Linked DNA regions of Homo sapiens: region 2 is linked to region 1. Evidence: chromatin loops called from intact Hi-C (ENCODE). Cell type or tissue: left lung. All regions are shown on one strand. Links, peaks and the distances in the headings refer to the core of each region. The heading gives the core; the rest is flanking DNA.

The links. A loop is a pair of places that touch in the nucleus more often than their neighbours do. Peaks named below come from ENCODE experiments on the same cell type or tissue, not always from the same donor. Only the 100,000 strongest peaks of a DNase experiment are listed, where the experiment ranks them.
Region 2: a loop joins it to region 1, with 4 times the contacts of the local background. A loop is called at or near these places in 2 of 110 quality-filtered maps.

What each region holds. Positions count from the first base shown.
Region 1 is chr9:122,579,093-122,589,679 of GRCh38, reverse strand. OR1L8 (olfactory receptor family 1 subfamily L member 8) reads left to right here and starts at 6,296. Exons shown (of 5, transcript NM_001004454.2): 1 at 6,296-6,359. It also overlaps a transcript of OR1J2 not described here. In left lung, for the core only: no CTCF peak of the experiment used is centred there; no DNase peak of the experiment used is centred there.
Region 2 is chr9:122,519,125-122,529,711 of GRCh38, reverse strand. OR1N1 (olfactory receptor family 1 subfamily N member 1) reads left to right here and starts at 2,419. Exons shown (of 1, transcript NM_012363.1): 1 at 2,419-3,354. The coding sequence starts at 2,419. The coding sequence ends at 3,354. OR1J4 (olfactory receptor family 1 subfamily J member 4) reads right to left here and starts at 10,571. Exons shown (of 1, transcript NM_001004452.1): 1 at 9,630-10,571. The coding sequence starts at 10,571. The coding sequence ends at 9,630. It also overlaps a transcript of OR1J2 not described here. In left lung, for the core only: no CTCF peak of the experiment used is centred there; no DNase peak of the experiment used is centred there; H3K27me3 peaks cover 1,166 bases.

The sequences.
Region 1 (10,587 bases), core at 2,278-7,277:
ATAAAAGATAATCAAATTTCCATATATTTGAAAATTAAAGTGGACACATAAAAAAGTCTTGGGCCAAATAATCAATCATAAGAGAAATATGAAAACATTTATACATAGGTATATGAAAGACATAAAAGATATATCTTTCATATATCTTTTATATACCTTTCATATACATAGATATATGAAAGATATTTATATGTCTTTTATATACATAAAAGTTCTCAAATTTTGAGATGTGTATTTTTATATATCTTTTAGATACATAAAAGATATATAAAAATACACATCTCAAAATTTGAGAACTTCATAAAAGCACAGAAAATTTGATAGTAAAAGGATATGCCATGCAAATATTAACCAAAGGAAAGCTACTATAGGTATATCAAAGTGTGCTTTAAGATGTCATCACCTTTGATAATTAGTCTATAGAGTGAGTCAAAATATAACTAATTGCAAAATTCTAAATTTTTAAGAATCCAGGCCATAGTTTTAAAACAAAATTGCATTTATTTAAGGTTTACAATGTGATGTTTTGATATACATCTATATAGTAAAATAATTGCCACAGCCAAGAAAGTTAAATGTCCATCTTTAACTAGGGATTTTGGTTCTTTTGTATTTTACTTGATTGTTGATATATTCATATTGTAATATGTGAACTTTTTAATTTTTTCATTTTCCATGTTTCACTTATTTTCTGCTTTCCTTTTTTTGGATTGATCAAATTTTCTCTTTTTAAATTTGTTTTCTTTTGGTAGGTTTGGCAGTTTTTGTAAAATAGGTATTTTAATTTTTATTTACATGGAAGATTTATTACTCATATTCAACTTACATTTTAAGGTTAGTCAATACTTTTATCTTCTTTGTAAAAAAAAATACAGTTATTTGCAGGCTTTAACTATTCTCAATTCTTTCTTCTTGGACTATTCTCCCTTTACTGAAGGACTTCATTTAGAAAAGCCTGGTGTTGGTTTTCTCTTACATTTTTCTAATAATATTTTCATTTCACTCTTAACCTTAAACAAATTTCGGCCAGGTGCGGTGGCTCACGCCTGTAATCCTAGCACTTTGGGAAGCTGAGGCAGGCAGATCACAAGGTCAAGAGATCAAGAGCATCCTGGCCAACATGGTGAAACCCCATCTCTACTAAAAATACAAAAATTAGCTGGGCATGTTTGGCACGCACCTGTAGTCCCAACCACTCAGGAGGCTGAGGCAGGAGAATCACTTGAACCCGGGAGCCAGAGGTTGCAGTGAGCCGAGATCACGCCACTGCACTCCAGCCTGGTGCCTGGTGACAGAGTGAGACTTGGTCTCAGAAAAAAAAAAAAAAAAAGAATTTACAATCCTAAGTTGAAAATTATTTTCTCTTAGTCTTTGAAGATATTATTCAACTGTATTATGACTTCCATTGCTGGTGATTAGGAGATGTTTGCCAGTTTAATAATGATCCTTTGCATACAATTACTTTTCTCTTTTGCTGCTTTTAGCTTTTTATATATTTATTTTCCTCATTTGCATTATAATGTGTTTAGATGTAAATTTCCCTCATATAAGCTATTTGGGATCATTTGCTTGATGGATCTGAAAATTTGTCCTCTTCTTCTCAGCTTTATTTGGGCATAATATATATAATAGAATCTACCATTTAAAGTGTAAAATCTGATGAGTTTTGAGAAATATAAACACTTGCAGATCCACCAACACAATCAGGATGTAGAACACCACCATCCCGAAAGCTCCCTCATGCTCCTTTGTAGCCAATCCTCTCCCCTACTCAATGCTCCTAATAGTCATCAATGTTCTTTCTGTTGCTATAGTTTTGCCTTTTCCAAAATTTCATATTAATAGAATCATTCAGTATATTTTTTACACCTGACTTCCTTCACTTTGCATACTAATTTTGAGATTTATCTATGCTGTTATATGTATTCACAGTTTTTTCCCCTTTGCTGGTTAGTATTCCACTGCGTAGACATAACACAGTTTATCTGTTCACTAGCTGATGGACATTTGGGTTGTTTTTAGTTTTTGTTTGTTATGATTAAAGTGTCTATGCATACGAATCTTTATGTCAAGAGAATTTTATTTCTCTTGGGTAAATATACAGGACTGAAATTGCTTGGGTCAAATGCATGTTTAACTTTATGAAAAACTGACACTGCTTTCCAAAATGGCTCTACATAATGCATTACTACAGCCAGTGATTGGGAGTTCTAATTTCTACATGTCCTTACTACCAACTGGGATTGTCAGTCATTTGAATTTTAGCCATTCTAATGGGTTTGTCATGGTATTTCATTTGGTTTTCACTTCCATTTATCTAATTATGAAAGATGCTGAGTGTCTTTACAAATGCTGATATACTATATATCTTCTTTGATGAAGTATCTGTTCAAATCTTTTGCACACAGTTTTTTAAATAATTGGATTGTTTTCCTTCTGTAGATACTACACATTCAATAATTCCTTAGAGATCTGTTTTGCAAATATTTTCTGCCAGCCTGAGGCGTGGCTTTTTATTGAGTGTCTTTTTTTTTTTTTTTTCAAGATGGAGTCTCGATCTGTCACCCAGGCTGCAGTGCAATGGCATGATCTTGGCCCACTGCAACCTCCACCTCCCAGGTTCAAGCAATTCTCCTGCCTCAGCCTCCCGAGTAGCTGGGATTACAGGTGTCCACCACCATGCCCAGCTAATTTCTGTATTTTTAGTAGAGATGGGGTTTCACTATGTTGGTCAGGCTGGTCTTGAACTCCTGACCTCAGGTGATCTGCCCACCTCAGCCTCCCAAAGTGCTGGGATTACAGGCGTGAGCCACCGTGCCCAGCCTATTGAGTGTCTTTTGAAGAGCAAATGCATTTTATTTTTATGAAGTCTAAATTAGAAATTTTTCTTTTGTAGTTCATGATTTTTGTGTCCTATTTAAGAAAATTTTTGCCTACCCCAAGTTTGCCAGGATTTTTTTCCAATGTCTTCTTCTAATAGTTTTATAGTTATAGTTCTTACATGTTTGGCCCATTTCAAGTTTTTTTTGTATATGGTACAGCATAAGAGCCTATGTTCATTTAATTTAAGATATATTGATAGTGATTGTTCTAGCCTCATTTGTTGAAAACTATCATTTCCATATCGAATTGCCTTGGTGCATTTGTAAAAAATTAATTGACCATACACATATTGGTCTATTTTAAGATTTTCATTTATATATATATGCCTATCCTTATGCAATTATCAAATTATCTTCATTGTTATGAATTTATAGGAAGTTTAAAATTATATAAAGTTCTCTGGTTTTGTTTTCCACTTTTAAGTTGTTTTTGCTCTTCTGGTTTCTTTTTATATCCATATAAAATAATTAGCTTCTAAAATAGCCTGCTAAGATTTTGATTTAGATTGCATTGAATCTATAGATCAATCTGGGTAGAACTGACACCATGATATTGAGTAATCTAATCTATATGCAAGGTATATCTCTTCATTTATTTGAATCTTCTTTAATGCTTTATAGTTTTTAATGTATAATATGTTCACATATTGTTAAATTTGTCCTTATGTATTTCTTAGTTTTTATACTGTCATAAATTTCATGTTAAAAATTTAAATTCTCAATTGTTCACTGCTAGGACATGGGAGTTCCATTGATTGAAACTGGACTCCTATCTCTCACTTTGTACAAAAATTAACTCAAGATGGATTAAAGACCTAAATGTAATACCTGAAACTATAAAAATCCTAGAAGAAAACCTAGGAAATTTTTTATGAATTTAAAATAAATTTATTAACATATAATTCACATACAATAAAATTTACTTTATAACAGTATAACACTTTAAAAAGTGTTCCATTTAGTTGTTTTTAGTATAGTCCCAGAATTGTGCACCCATCACAACTGTTTAGCATTAGAATATTTTCATTACCATAAAAACTAACCCTGCACCCATTAGCAGTCACTCCCATTTACCTTCCCCGTGGTGCTGGAAACTACTAGAGGTACATCAAAATGAATGTTCCACCCAGCCTTTTCTAGTGATACTTTCTCCAGCCTCAGGTAGTTTATTCACACACATGTTCAGATCTAAACCCAGTCAAAGGCCCAAGAAAGCCCACCAGAAAATATCTGATATTTCTCTCTGCACAATTTCCTTTTTTCTGGTATTGTCCCAAGAATTCTAGCTTTCTTGGCTTCCCTGGCCAACATGGTGAAACGCGGTCTCCACTAAAAATACAAAAATTAGCTGGGCGTGGTGGTGCACACCTGCAGTCCCAGCTACTAGGGAAGCTGAGGCTTCCCTGGTCTTCAAACATTGTCTCCTCAACTAAAAGAGTTTGCTGGAATATTTTTGATTTTTCCTTTCTACAGTGAAGCCTGGAAATGCTCTCCAGATAGTAGGACTGAAAATAAGAAAGATCATCCCTAAGTTTCCAACCTTGTTGAGGATAGCTGTTTTGCATAGCCTTTTAAAAATAGCTTTGTTCATATAATTCCTATACCATAAAATTCAGTGTAATTTCAGTAAATTCAGTAAATTTAATTCAGAGTCGTAAAATTCTCCCAACTATCTCATTTTGAAACATTTTCATAACCCAAAATCTAGTACCCATTAGCAGTAAGTCATTATTCTACCTTGTCCCCAACCCCTAGGAACAACCCATCTACTTTCTTTCCCTATGGATTTGCCTCTTATAGACATGTCATGTAAATGGAATCATATAATGTGGCCCTTTTATACTAGCTTCTTTCATTTTGCATAATGTTGTATATATATACACACATTATATACATATATACACACATATACACACACACACACACACACACACATATATATATATATATATATATTTTAGACAGTCTTGCTCTGTCACCAAGGCTGTAGTGCATTCGTGCAATCTTGGCTCACTGCAACCTCCACCTCCTGGATTCAAGCAATTCTCATGCCTCAGCTTCCCTAGGAGCTGGAAGTGCAGGTGTGCATCTCCACGCCCAGCTAATTTTTGTATTTTTAGTAGAGATGGCGTTTCACTATGTTGGCCAGGCTGGTCTCGAGCTCCTGGCCTCAAAAGATCCGACCCCCCACCCCCGCCTCCCAAAGTACTGGGATTACAGGCATGAGCAACCATGCCCAGCCCATGTTTTCAAGGTCTGTCCATGTTGTAGCATGAATCAGTACCCTCACAGACAAACCCAGGAGCAATACTGTGCATCCTTTAATCCAATCACGTTGACACTCACTATTAACCATCACAGTTGACTAGAAGTGGCAAGTACTGTCATCTTTATCTAGTTCTTGATCTTAGGAGGAAAGCACTCAGTATTTCACCCTAGAGTATGATGTTAGCTGTGAGGTTTTCATAGACGCCTTTTATCAGGTTAAAAAAGTTTTCAAGCTTTCCCGGCTTGTTAAGTGTTTTATCATGAAAGGGTGTTGAAGTTTGTTTGATGCTTTTTCTTCACCTATCAAGATGATCATATGGTTTTTTACATTTTTATTCTTAATATGGTGTATTACATTGATTTCTATAACTTATGAATATATATTTTACTACCTATTATAAATATATTTACATAGCTGATTTAAAGTCTTTGTTTAGTAATTCCAACATCTGGACTACCTCAGAAACAGTTTCTATCTTTCTGGCTACATTTGCCAGGTATTTTTTTTTTAACTAGATATGGGGTCTCACTTTGTGGCCCAGGTTGGTCTCAAACTACAGGGCTCAAGTGAGCCTCCCACCTCAGCCTCCTAGAGTGCTGGATTACATGCTAGCTTTTGTTGTTGCTTTTTTTAGGAGCAGATTTTCTGAAGTCCTTACACTTCAATTCTGAAAATTCTATCTCCCCATGCTACCTTTTTCAATATCTAAAATCACTTGCTTTGTACATTTTGTCTGGCTTTCCTGATGTTTATTTATTTACTAACTAATGTTCACACTTTATTCCTAGTTCCTTACTTTTTCTTTTTTCCTTTTTTTAACACAGAGTCTTGCTCTTGTCACCCAGGCTGGAGTGCAGTGGCACGATCTCTGCTCACTGCAATCTCCACCTCCTAGGTTCAAGTGATTCTCCTGCCTCAGCCTCCCAAGTAGCTGAGATTACAAGCACACACCACCATGCCCGGCTAATTTTTTTTTATTTTTAGTAGAGATGGGGTTTCACCATGATGGCTAGGCTGGTCTCAAACCCCTGACCTCAGGTGATCCACCAGCCTCGGCCTCCCAAAATGCTGGGATTACAGGCGTGAGCCAGTGCGCTCGGCCTATTTCCTTACTTTTAAAATCTAATATCCTTTTTTTGTGTTCCAGGATCCCATCGAGGATATTATATTATATTCAGTCATCCTGTCTCCTTCGGCTTCTCTTGACTGTGAGTTTCTCATATTTTACTGTTTTTTTTTTTGTTTGATGACCCTGACAGTTTTAAGGAATATTGATGAAATATTTTATAGAATGTCTCTCAGTTGGGATTTGCCTGATTGTTTTGCAAAATCAGACTAGAGTGAATAGGGGCGTATCCATTTATTGTTTACTCCATGTTGTCCCACATGGAAGTTTTCCTGAACATTGGTCTTTTGCCTCTTTTGGAAAGTATTTATAAATTTACACATCAAAACGTATTGCTATTCCTGTTTATTGAGTCTCTGATTATATTATGTTAAAATAATATAATAAAATAATCCCATTTCCTTATTCTTTTATATTCTCTCTCTGCTATAATCTATATGATTTAGCTCTATTTTTTATTTAATTCTCTTTTGAGCTGTATCTAAATTGCTGTTGAGCTGCTTTTAGTTTTCATTTTAATTACACTTTTATTTCTAGAGATTTTTATTTTGTTCTCATATATATGTACTCCTGATTATTTTTAAATTGTGGCTACTAACTTTTTTAGTCTCATTCTGTTGTTATTTCTGCTAACTCTTGCTCATTATGTCTTTTTTTCCTTTAACTTAAAAAAATAACTTTTTTTAAGAGACAGGGTCTCACTCTGTCAACCCAGCTGTAGTGCAATGGGGTGTAGCTTACTGTAGCCTCAAACTCCTGGGCTCAAGTGATCCTTCCATGTCAGCCTCCTGCATAGCTGGGACTACAGGTGTGTACTACTATGCCCAGCTAATTTTTTTTTTAATTTTGTGCAGAGATAAGATCTTGCTATGTTGCCCATGCTGGCCCCAAACTCCCGAACTCAAGTGATCCTCTTGCCTAGGCTTCCCAGAGTGCTGGGATTATAAGCGTGAGCCACTGCGCCGAGCCTTGTTTGTATTTTTTAAACTCATAAATTTTGGAACTTTATCTCTAGAAAGTCTTTGAAGTCTGGGCTTAAACCATTTTCCAGAAAGGATTTTTGTTTACTTTTACCTAATTCCAACGTAAACCAAATTCTTCTTAGTTTATTATTTTTAAGCCATGGATGCAGTTTGAGTGTATTCTCAATCTTTCATTAGACGTTGATACTTCTCAGAAGTTTAAAAATATATCCTTGTCAAAAACGCAACACTTCTCAGAAGTTTTAAAAAATATGGTTAAGTCAAAAACGCAGAAAAAGAAATTTGCTTTTTCTTGCTATCTCCAAAAATAAATTAGACTTAAAAAAAATAATTCTTACACTATGAGCTTAGTCCTTCAGTGGTCCTAGCTTTAGGGAAAGGTCTCCAATACCATGATCTCCTCCCCATGCTTTGACACCGTGCTTTGTCTCTTGTTTCTTGTGAAGCTTTAAGAAATAAAGTTCTGTCTTTATTTACTTATTTATTCATTTATTTATTTATTTATTTTGAGATGGAGTCTCACTGTATCGCCCAGGCTGGAGTGCAGTGTCGTGATCTCGGCTCACTGCAACCTCCACCTTTTGGGTTCAAGCAATTGATGTGTACCACCACATCCTGCTGATTTTTCTAGTTTTAGTAGAGACAGGGTTTCACCATGTTGGCCAGGCTGGTCTCAAACTCCTGACCTCAGGTGATCTACCCGCCTCAGCCTCCCAAAGTGCTGGGATTACAGACATGAGCCACTGTGCCCGGCCTCTGTCTTTATTTTTAAAGAAGATTGGCACTCGCTTACCTCTGTGAATTCACATTTTCTTGGTATTTCTAGACTTCTAAATTTTATTTTTCTTACAAGGAAGTAGATATATCTAGGAGTTTTGAAATGAAAATGTGTTCTATGCATTTAGTTTGCCTAATTGCTAGAAACAGGAGTCCTACAAAGATTTTTGAAAATTTTTTGGAAGTCTAATTATAATGACCTACCTTTTTACCTAACTGTAATTGCTTTGACTGATGATCATAATATAATATTTGTCACTTTTTTTTTGTTTTGTTTTGAGACGGAGTCTTGCTCTGTCGCCAGGCTGGAGTGCAGTGGCGCCATCTCGGCTCACTACAACCGCCGCCTCCTGGGTTCAAGAGATTCTTGTGCCTCAGCCTCCCAAGTAGCTGGGATTACAGGCACATGCCACCATACCCAGCTAATTTTTGTATTTTTAGTAGAGACGGGGTTTCAGTGTGTTGGCCAGGATGGTCTCGATCTCCTGACCTCGTGATCTGCCTACCTCAACCTCCCAAAGTGCTGGGATTACAGGTGTGAGCCACTGTGCCCAGCCCATATTTGTCACTATTATGAAATAAATATAAACCATTATAATTATATTTAATATTCAGTCGAATTCTTTTTAGAGCTGGCCTTAGAGAGACACTGAGTATTGCTTAATTTTATAAATAAAGGCCTATTGCTCATTCTAGGACCTTATTTTATTGTAGCTGTGCTGTGGTGTGTTCTTATTACTAAAAGAAAGCAAATTACCATTATAGTAGTTACTTGGGACACTTTTTAGTAGTTTTATTGATCCACAGTGTAGTAGCTTCAGCCTAGAACAAAAGTATATTTTTTAACAACCCCAAAACAAAAAACAAATACAACACAAACATACCCTGACACCAGCACAGTCTTATCACACTTTTAATTCCCTCATAATACAATACAACAACCATTCTTTTATTAATGGAGGATGGGGTAGGGAGTATGTTATCAGTAGACTTAGAAAAAATTAGCTTAGTCATTGAAACCTTTGCCTTTTTTCTAGGAATTCCTTTCTCATATTCTTGTGTCTTCTTGGCATTGTTACGATCTTCAGCATGAGTCATATGCCCTGAAAAATGCAGACTGTACTAAATACCTTAGCACTGGTGTTCCTCTGCTTTGACCATATGGAAACTTACATTATTACAGATTAGACCTATCAACTAAGGGAAACAGAAAGGTTATTATTCAATGGTTTTATTTGTAAATGATCATTGGCACTCGGCATTCATTCTGACCGCATTCTAGTGTGCCATCCTGTACGTCGAAGGCTAGAAATAAAAAGAATACATTTCCTAGAATTCTTTACAGTTAGAGTCCTCAATATGAATTAGTTGGGTGCACTTATATGAAATTTAAAATATTGAAATGACGTGGAAGGTGTCCTATGTTTTTGCTTTTTCTACTGTCAGAAATATTCTTGGAACATTTTTTTTTTCTGCAGCAGATTTTCATTGTCCAGTTACTAGGTACATTATTGCTGACAGGCATTTGCTTTAGGAGCGGCAGCTGAAGTCCACTTTTTGTGACCAATTACCCAGTTAGTGAGAGACAGGAAGTAGTTTTGATGCTGATTCCTGATAGTTGGGCTGCAGTTGCACCGATAAGCTCTTGAATTCAATAGTTTCAATGGCGACCTTCTGATTCTCCTCCTTCCTAATTGGGTAAGAGAAGTACTTTAGGTGGGTCAGATTATTATTGCGCTTAAGTTTATTCCTAGAGACTCATCCTAGAGCCTGTGATTCTATAACATTTCCAATGACTTTGTAAGCACTCAATTTCCTGGTAAATAAAATATTTCAGTATTTTATTTACTTCATTTCTGCTTAAAACATCAATGACAATTTTTTCTTCCCTACACAAATCTTGACTAATACAACAGATAATAAAATGTAGACTTAATCCTGAAATAATTATGACACCATACCCCTTATGCTTATGTATATAGACAGAAAACTCCTTCAGTCTCAAATGTAAACATCACAACTAATATCTAATTAAAAAGGAAGAATTCTCTTTTTGAAGTACTTAGTATTCTCTAAGAAGCCCTCACTTATACCCTTTGTAATAGAATGTATAAGAACCTCATCCAGCAGCTATTAGTTGACAACCTGAAATTTCCTAGCTGCCTTTTGCTCCAGTACAAGGAAATGACTTCAATTCTCTCTTAAAGGAGAGAAAGAGCGACTTTATCTCCAAAGCAATCTCCAGACAAGGGATAGGTATTACCTTAAAAAGTTAGTGCAAAATTTTTAAATGTATTCAATTTTTAAAATTCAATTACAATGTATTCAAATTAAATTTAAATATAACTCAATTAAAATGTTTCAAATTTATGTTAAAATTATAATTTAAATTTATAATTATTAAGATTATTATTCTGTATTCAAAATATGCTATCAAATAATTAGTCCACACAATAGTCAATTATATCAACATATTATAATTTAACCAAGCCCCATTCATGAAAACTTGGATGATTTCTGTTTCTCTTACGTGTACTATCCTTGTACATA
Region 2 (10,587 bases), core at 1,859-6,858, 60 kb after region 1:
TCTGGAAGAACCCCATTGATATCTCAAGGATCTACAGAGTTTTATGAGGCCATAGATAGGATGAAGGATGAGAAACCCTTTTAGGGAAAGAGAAAAACCAAAAATAGAGCAAGAGATGGTGCAGAGTGCTTGAGTAGAGACCAAAAAATACGACAGAAGGTAAAAAGCTAGGCTGCTTTGGACCCTTTTTTGAGGATTTGGGGAGTTTTCTGATGTTAAGCAGTTGGTGCCCTAGATCAAAGAACCTCCATAGAAATAGCCTGATTAAGGCAGTATATGCCAACACAAATGATCAAAAAGATGCTGCTCTTCCCTAAAATAACTTACTGTCCCTTTGAAAACCTCAATGAAAGGACTTGCTTGCTGAAGGCAGGGTCTGCATGCTAGGAAAATATGGCATTGTCTGCCACTGTGTAGCCCTTCTTTTGATGAGACAAACAATCAGCTGAATCATAAGAGGATCTCTTACCCTTCTGGACATGGCTATTAGAATGTGCCCTGTCAGAGGGTGCCTTATCAAGTGCTGAAGTAGGGGAGAAAATAACTTGGACTGTAGCCTCAGATCCCTCAGAAAAGTTGTAAAACCCTGAGATGTTCTTCAGTCAGTGTAGGGTTCAGGGATAGATACATACGCAATAGTTCTCAGATGTTGCTATCCACTTCAGAATACAAACAGTGCTTTAGTAAAGCTATCAATTTGAAGATAACTTTTTATTCAGGTATAGACTCTAAATATAAATCAGGACAAAGAAACACATCTAGATCTGTAAGATATTAATGACAAAGAATTCTAAAAATGAAAAGATAGCTGATTTTTAAAAAGAACACCTGTCTGAGAGCATTGATACCCTGGTTTTCATACCGTATCTTCCTCCAAGACATAGTGTAAACTTTTTCAATCACTTTGGTCTTTTGAACTTTAGCTTATTTATCTGAATCAAAGGGAGGAGTTGGACTAAGCAAAATTTTCTTAATCCTCACTGAGCATCAAAATACCTGAGAAGCCTTCAGTTTTAGTTTTTAAATACAGGTACCTAAATTGTATCCTAGAAATTTAAATTTGACAGGTCTGAGGTAGGGATTATTATTTTTATCTTTATTTATTTATTTATTTTAGACGGAGTCTTGCTCTATTGCCCAGGCTGGAGTGCAATGGCATGATCTCGGCTCACTGCAACCTCCAACTCCCAGGCTCAAGTGCTTCTCCGGCCTCAGCCTACCAAGTAGCTGGGATTACAGGCACATGCCACCACACCCGGCTAATTTTTGTATTTTTAATAGAGATGGGGTTTTGTCATGTTGGTCAGGCTGGTCTTGAACTACTGACCTCAGGTAGATCCGCCTGCCTCGGTCTCCCAAAGTGCTGGGATTACAGGCATGAGCCACTGTGCCCAGCCGGGATCAGGATTTTAAATAAGCATCTCACTTGATTATGATAAACTGGTCTACAGACCAATGCTTGAGACCTCTGGGCCAGGTGATCTTTCAGGTTCTATCTAGTTCTTAAATTTCGTTGTTCTTCTGTAAAACACACATATAAAAGATAGTAAAGGCAAGTGAGACTAAATACGTTAAACTAAGAATACTGAGGGATTAAATATAAATGTGGTCCTAGAAAGTTACTTTCTATCTATATTGACTGATGGTACAGTCTCTGGAAACCATTGCTGTGGGTTTGAATTCTGTCTCAAATATTTATGAGCTCTGGGTCCTTGTACAATTTACTTAAACATCCTTAGACTCAGTTTTCTTATATAAGGGTAAGAATAACAATCTCTGCATCCTAGTGTTGTTTAAGGATTAAAGGAAACAATCTTCATAAAGTACTTAGTAGAGTACCTGTCATATATGTGGCTAACATGTAATATGCGTTAGCTACAGGATGATGATGATGCCAATGACAAAAACTCAAATGCAGGGAGAAATGCAGGACTTCGTATTTTCTTTTTCAAAAGAAATAATGAAAAAATAAAGAGGCATGAGTCCTTCATATGCCCTTCACTCTAAAATGAATGAGGATGTGTCAAAATTAAGAATTTTGTGTGGGTTTTTTGGCTACCTCCCAAAAGAATGTAAAATTTAGCTGACCTCAGTCTACTCACATAGACAGCCTACTGCAAAAATGAAACTAACATGAGGCTATAGACTAGTCTAAGGCATGGTCATGCCAAGGGAGAATATGCCCTGACCTTATTGGAAGGGGACTCTATGTGTAAAAGATTAAATAGTGGTAAAGAGAGGAGAAAGGGGGAAAATGAGACTCTGATGAAGAGAGAAAAGAAGCAGGATCAGAATGAAGATAAAGTCAGGATTAGGAATATAATGAACTTAAAGGGAGATTTGGGAGTCAGCCCACACAGTTGTAGATGAAATCTAGCATTCTAACTGTCTTCCCTCAGCTCCAGATGCTGCAGAGTCATGGAAAACCAATCCAGCATTTCTGAATTTTTCCTCCGAGGAATATCAGCGCCTCCAGAGCAACAGCAGTCCCTCTTCGGAATTTTCCTGTGTATGTATCTTGTCACCTTGACTGGGAACCTGCTCATCATCCTGGCCATTGGCTCTGACCTGCACCTCCACACCCCCATGTACTTTTTCTTGGCCAACCTGTCTTTTGTTGACATGGGTTTAACGTCCTCCACAGTTACCAAGATGCTGGTGAATATACAGACTCGGCATCACACCATCTCCTATACGGGTTGCCTCACGCAAATGTATTTCTTTCTGATGTTTGGTGATCTAGACAGCTTCTTCCTGGCTGCCATGGCGTATGACCGCTATGTGGCCATTTGCCACCCCCTCTGCTACTCCACAGTCATGAGGCCCCAAGTCTGTGCCCTAATGCTTGCATTGTGCTGGGTCCTCACCAATATCGTTGCCCTGACTCACACGTTCCTCATGGCTCGGTTGTCCTTCTGTGTGACTGGGGAAATTGCTCACTTTTTCTGTGACATCACTCCTGTCCTGAAGCTGTCATGTTCTGACACCCACATCAACGAGATGATGGTTTTTGTCTTGGGAGGCACCGTACTCATCGTCCCCTTTTTATGCATTGTCACCTCCTACATCCACATTGTGCCAGCTATCCTGAGGGTCCGAACCCGTGGTGGGGTGGGCAAGGCCTTTTCCACCTGCAGTTCCCACCTCTGCGTTGTTTGTGTGTTCTATGGGACCCTCTTCAGTGCCTACCTGTGTCCTCCCTCCATTGCCTCTGAAGAGAAGGACATTGCAGCAGCTGCAATGTACACCATAGTGACTCCCATGTTGAACCCCTTTATCTATAGCCTAAGGAACAAGGACATGAAGGGGGCCCTAAAGAGGCTCTTCAGTCACAGGAGTATTGTTTCCTCTTAGATGTGGTGACAGCAACATTTAATGAAAAGACATAGGCTTGGAGTCAGACAAACGGGCTTCATTTTGGGGTCTACCACACACTAGCCATAAGATTGTAGTCTGGTTACTTAGCCTCTCTGAGCCTTGGTTTTCTCATTTATAAAATGGAGATAACAGTTTCTATCTAATAATGTAACTTGGAGGATTAACTGAAATAAACTATGAAATGCATTCAGTATAGTAGTGAATAACAGTAGGTGTTCAATAAGGGATAGCTATTATTATTACTATTAGTATTCTTCATTCCTCCCCCAACTCAGAAGTCAAAAAATCTTTTCTCTGAGATATATTTGTTCAATAAATATTTACTATCTATGGTGTGTTGGAAGTTATTGTAAGTGCTAGGGTTATGACACTGAGCAAGACAAAGTCCCTGCTTTCATGACACTTTCATTCTAGGTTATTAATTTGTCGATCATTAAAATTTTGGGGGCACTTGTTTTGTTTGTGGCATTAAGTGGGGAGTAAGACAAAAGAAATAAAGATGGAGGCTGCATTCCATGTGCTGCAGAATAGCTAAAGAGATCCCCATCAAAAGGTTCAAATTCAATGTTTAGGTTTCCATGCGGGTTGCCCACCCCACGGTTGGCTAATGTTTCACTAGGAAGGGGGTTAAAGCTCCTTGTGCTACCTCTGCCCCATGCTGGTCAGAAACGTGCAATGCCACCATCCTTTTAGTGACTATTAGATGAGAGGAACGTGGAAATCCTCTCTCCTTATTTGACTGCAGGTTTGCGTCCACATCTAAAAGGGGCACCAGCAGCTTAAATTAGTTGCAGAGATGGAAAAAATGATGTTTGAAGGTAAATGGCATTCTATCTGTCTCCAAGAATCTTAGAAATATTAAAAATATTATTTTAAATATAAGGGCTATATAGTTTTGATTTCTTACATCTGGTATCACCAGGTGTCCACTGGCTACCTAAACTCCTTCCTCATTTAAGTTTGTTTCTCAGACCTAACCTATTCTAAAATGTTTTATGATTGCTGCACTTTTTCAATGAATACTTATGGAGCATCTTTCATGGAATCAAACTGTTCCAGGCTTCAGCTATTAGTAAGTACAAATGTGAATCATTTAGATGCCACATCTTAGTACGCGAGGATTCCATTTATTTCATGACCTGGAACTGGAAGTCTGTTCTTCTCTCTAGAACTCCTTTCCAGATGTTCCCTCAGAGAGTCCTTGAATGGGATGAGCAGGGCATCGTCATGTAACCAGAGCTGGAGATGGTTGCAAACTTGGAGTTCTCCTGCCCTCATCTCCTTAGTCTACAACTCTCCTTCCATTCTGTTGACATCTATCGCTCCACTGACCAAAGACCACTGACAGTCTCCTCCAAGCCATTGACCTCTAGCTTTCTTCTATCATTTGAACTGGCAATGGACTATCCTCCACTTCTCATGATCAGCTCTTTCAGAAGAGGGTCTCCTAGGAGAGCTCTAAGGCCCCTGATGACACAGCTAGTGGACATGAGGAAGCCTGAGGTGTGAGATCACCAGATACAGCCTCACACTATATCTGAAACCTATGTCCACCCTGATACCCTAAATCTGCTGCTCAGATTCACCCAATCAACTTTACCTTCTTTACTCATGGTGTCTATGTCGCCTTCTGGTTTCATTCACCATTCTGATCCTCAGGGACCCTCAATCCACTCACTGATAGTGCGGTAAATTTATGAATCCTGTTTGGGTATGGTTTAAGTTCTTTCTCACAGGCCCCAAGCAAACTAGAAGATGTGACTGGGTGTCCACTTCAGTTTACTTAATATAATTCTGTGGCCGTTAGGAGTTAGGTCAGCACTCAGCATACAAAGATTCATCAACGGACACTGTTGCCTATCACTGTTCAATAGTCTAACATTCCTCGATTCCAGCCAGCCAAGAGTTATCAATGTATTCAAAGTTCCAAACTTATTCCTCCTTTGATATACAGTCATACATTACTTAACTATGTGCATATGTTCTGAGAAATGTTTCACTGGGCAATTTTGTCATTGTGCAAACATCATAAAGTACACTTACACAAACCTAGATGGGATGGCCTACTATACAGCTAAGCTATATGGTATAACTAATGCTCCCAGGCTACAAACCTGTACAGCTTGTTAATGTACTAAATGCTGTAGGCAACTGTAACACTATGGTAAGTATTTCTGTGATAGGATTTATTCAGTTCCATTATGAGCTTGAAACCACTGTGGCATATGGAGTCTATTGTTGACCAAAACATCATTATGAGGCACATGACTATCTTATCACACCCATCCCCAAAACATAAGCTCAAATTTCTATTCCTTTAAGGTCATCTATGTCAAAGAGAATTAATGTGATGTTAGCATTAAAATAATTCCTGCTGACATACAGGTGACTTATAAATCTTTGCACCTTGGTAGGGTAATGAGCAGGGCATGCTTTGAATCAGAGGTGGGGTAATGGAGAGAGGTAGCATGATAGAAAGCTTCCCAGTGCCCCTTGCCTATTTAGGGGTTTTGCTTTCTTCTTGCTCAGAACCCATTTTTAAGAAGCAAATGGTCTTCAGTTTGTTTCCTCACTTCCTTAAGACTGTTAAACCTAATCAAAATTATTTAAGGTGCCTAGTCTTCCATTTTGTTCTTAAATATCAGTCCACAGAACCATAAATCAAGAGCAATCCTTCATTCTATCACCTACTTCCCATCAATTACCAATACCGTCTAGTCTACCTTCAAGAGTATTCTCTTCTCTATCTATATGCCATTGTCTTCATCCAGGCACACATTATCTGTTACCTGAATGTACAATGACCTTCTAATTAAGCATCTTGATTCAAGGCACTCCGATCCATTGCCAAACCATCTCACACGTTGGTTACCCGAGTAATCTTTAGAAAACACAAACATAACCTTCCCTGAGACTAATCCCAATTCCACCCCACCCCAGCCAATGGTGCCCATCACTTGCAAGGCAATGTCTAAACCTCTTAACAGGACAATCTACCCCCCTCACAATATAGTCTTTGTCTCCCTGTCTAGACTCACCTCTTGATGCTTCCTTGACTCATACACACCTATGTATAGCAACATCATTTTTCTTACATTTCCCTGAACATACCATGCAAATTCAGTGCCCTGGCCCACTCTGTCCACTCTACCTAGACTCATTTGTTCCATTATGTATCAATCCTGAGCATCCTTCAACCCCCAACTGAAGAATTACTTCCCCTGTAAAGCTTTTGCTGATATCCAGGCAGCATTAACTATACGCCCTTGTGTTACTACCATGTAAGTATTTCATCGTCTCTAAGCCTCAATTTTCCCAGCTGTAAAATATAGATAGTAACAGTGTATATATGTAGAATTATTATGAGGATTAAATGACATAATACAGGTACAGCTTTTAATACAATGCCTGACACACAGTAGCCATGCAAAATAAGCACAACTATTCGTGGTGTTATTACGTTAAGGCACTTTTTGTACTCTTGCATATTTCTTAGTTTACCTGTTGCTACACTATCAGAATATGAGCTTCTTTTGCCTGGAGGCTTTCTCTTTATCCAGATCTGTTTGACCAAGAATAGGCACACTGCCTGGCACAGACAGGTAACTTGCTGAATGGCTACTGAGGGGCACAATCTATAAAATAAAGAATGTTTTACTATTTTTAGTATTAATTCCAACATTTGTCCTTAATTACAAACAAATTAAATTGTATGTATATGTGAGTTACACACACACACACACACACACATGCACACAGTTCTTGGATTCAAATAATATAACCATCACAACATTAATGGGTTTATTTTTTCCTTCAAAAGCTAAGTGAACTTAATTCTTTAGCAAATTCCCCTTCCACTTTCCATCTGTGACAAAATAGAATAATTTTTGTTTACTCTTAAAATTTCCATGTCAGAATTGTGTGTTACATATGTGCTAAAATCAAGTGCTGGAGTTCCTGGTTCTAGGATGTTTTGATTCCTCCCCTCTGAGGAAGATTGTTCTATTGTCACACTGTGAAAGAATTAGTGTTAACTTTTGAGAAGGAAGTACACTGGTCACTTGAAACGTCCATAATTGCCAATTTTCAGAACTATTTGTTAACTTGTGAAAAAAAATCACACATTCATGGATTTCAAAAATGCAGCAAGCTTTGTTCTAAACTCAATGAGGTGCTTCACTGGAAAAGGTCACGAATCCTAGCCCTGGCATGGCTAGAGGGAAATGCACTCATATAAAGTGCACACTTCCAATGTGATTGATGTTCAGTTCTATTTGCATATTCAAATCAATACGGTGCACCCCAGTGTGCTTTGGGCTGTCCAAAACCAAGACAAACTGATCTGGGAGATGAGGTGGACTGGTAAGACAGATAGTGATGAAACACTTCCCAACAGACAAGTGAGCTTGCCATTTCTTGAGGAAAAGTCATTCAGAGAAGTGTCACCAGCCTGTGGCTAAAACATAAATGACAATATTGGTCTCTCTGGAGGATGGGCCTGACAAGACTAGGCAGATCTTCAGGGATCTGAACAACAGAACTGGGGTGCCGGCAGGGAAACTGAGTCAGGCACTTAGTTCTACAGATCACATCACTATAGCAGAGATGAGAGTGTACAGCAGGTCATGATTGTGCTGAGGCTATCAAGGCATGCTTTACCTAGACCAACAATAAACCAACAATAAAGATTCTATCCCTGTTCAGGTTTTGGCTCTGGAAAAGGTCGGGGCTAAGCCTGTAAACAAAGTGACCCTGTGCTTGCAGCAAGGAGTGGGGGTGGCACTCTTTCTTGTTCTACAAAGGACTGGATGCCAAAAGGCAGCTACATGAGCCCCCGATGAAGGATCACTCTTTGAGTCAATATCAAACAAGTGAAGAGTAAGGTCTTTTTCTGATCTGTCTTTCCTTACCTACCCACACATGAACTCACTTGTTCATTGCCCTTTAGTTATTTGGTTCTAGCTCAAGCCAGAACAGATATGTTGCTGTGTCCTAGGGCAGGTTATTGCTTTTGAATTGGGAATATAACCAACATGACAAGCTGCCCATGGTCACCATAATTCAGGAGTGTCTGCACAAGTTCTGCTTCAAAACTCATCTCTGATGGAGAAGGTAGAGAAAATTCACATTCATTATTCTTGGTCAGCTGTAGTGTTAAGCCCAATTTATTACTGCATTTACTTCAAATAAAATATGTTAGGTGTTGCAGAACTTTTTTCACCTATACAGAAGAAGAAATTGAGGTTCAAAGGAATTGGGTGAATTGTCTGAGGCCACGCAGCCACCACCCTGGTATATAGAGATTACAAATGAGATCTAGCTTTCCAAATATTCTTCTCTTGCAGCTACACATTGCTGCTTCTCAGAAGCATTTGTAGTTCTGTTTATCTTTAAGTAGAGGAATGAAAAAAGAGACCTATATGCCCTTCACTGGATGGCGGAGACCATAGAAGATAGAAGAAAAAGATAAAAGATGACTTGGGCATATAATACAAACTAGGGGCCATTAAGCTGAGTAGAAATGCTTTTCAATAAGAAAGACAACGAAGACACTGAATGGGAAAAGGATCAAATTTAGTGACGGCAACAGAAGGCTCCTGACTGTGAAGACTTTTTTGTTCTTCTCATTCATTACCTGGAGTAAGTCTGCGGCGTGATTGAAGCTCACATGTGTAGTCAGAAAGCTTCATAAACATTGGTCTGAAAGTGAACTGTTGAATGAAAGTTATTGTAGTCTAGAAGAGGAACCTCAAGTTCTGAAGTGGAACAGCTGAACTTATGACAGTGAATAGCTTTTTGGATCTGTAAAGGGTACTATATAGTTTCTTCTCCTTACCCACCACCATCAGCAACAACAATAAAAAATGTGAGAAGAGAACTGAATGGGAAGAAAGAAAGGGAAATGCCTTTACAAGTACCCAATCCTTCAACTTTTCTATGGCAAGGGAATCCTGTTAGTCAACATATTTAAACAATTCCTAAGAACAAATAAATTTCCAGGAAATAAAATGAAGGATTTAAGTTCTGTTAACTATGTAATTTCTGAATCTAATAGGCAAGATAAATAAACAATTATGTAAACTCAGAATTCACAATTTGCACTAAAGAGGAAAAGGGAGAATAACTGTAACAGGATGCAATTCAAGTCATCAGAGAGTTACTGAGCACTTATCCCTTGCTGGGATCAGAAGTAAGGATCTATGATCTGGAAATAGGTCAGTACATATGTCTGTTATAAAGAAGAGTAAATGTCATTGAGATAAGACTGTTGCCCTGTTGAAGAGTCTCTCCAGGGCTCCCTTTATGTCCCTGTTCCTTAGGCTATAAATGAAGGGATTCAGCAATGGGGTGATCACCGTGTACATCACAGAGGCAATTACGTCCTTGTCACTGGAGGCACTGGATGAGGGGAGAAAATACAGTCCAATAATTGTGCCATAATACAGAGACACCACAGAGAGGTGAGAGCCACAGGTGGACAAAGCTTTGAAGATGCCCTTAGTAGATGGAGCCTTGAGGATGGTGACCCCAATGTGGCCATAAGAGATCAAGATGCATATTAGTGGTAGAGTAATGACTGCCTGTCCCACTGTGAAAATGACCAGCTCATTGAGGGAGATGTCTGAGCATGAGAGCTTGAGTAGGGCAACAAGATCACAGAAGAAATGGGGGATGGTGTTGTCAGCACAAAAGGACAGCTGGGCCAGGAGGAGAGTGTGAGACAGGGCATTGGTACAGGAGAGGATCCAGGACACAGTGACTAGTAAGTTACACAGTCCCTCTTTCATGATAGTGGTGTAGCGGAGGGGGTGACAGATGGCCACATACCGATCGTATGCCATTGAAGTGAGAAGGAAATTGTCTAGATCAGTGAAAAATATGAAAAAATACATCTGAGTTACACACCCTGCATAAAGAATGGATTGATCCTGAGTTTGCATGCTTAATAACATCTTTGGGACAGTGACAGATGAAAGGGAGATGTCAGTGAGAGCCAAGTGGCTGAGGAAGAAGAACATGGGGGTGTGAAGGTGAGAGTCCAGCCGGATGAGCAGGATGATGAGCAGGTTCCCCAGCACCGTGATCAGGTACATGCCCAAGAACAGGGTGAAGAACACAGCCTGCTGCTCTGGCCAGATGGGGAGGTCCAGGAGGAGGAACTCAGACACACTGCTCTGATTCTCCCTCTTCATGCTGACAGTCTTCTCT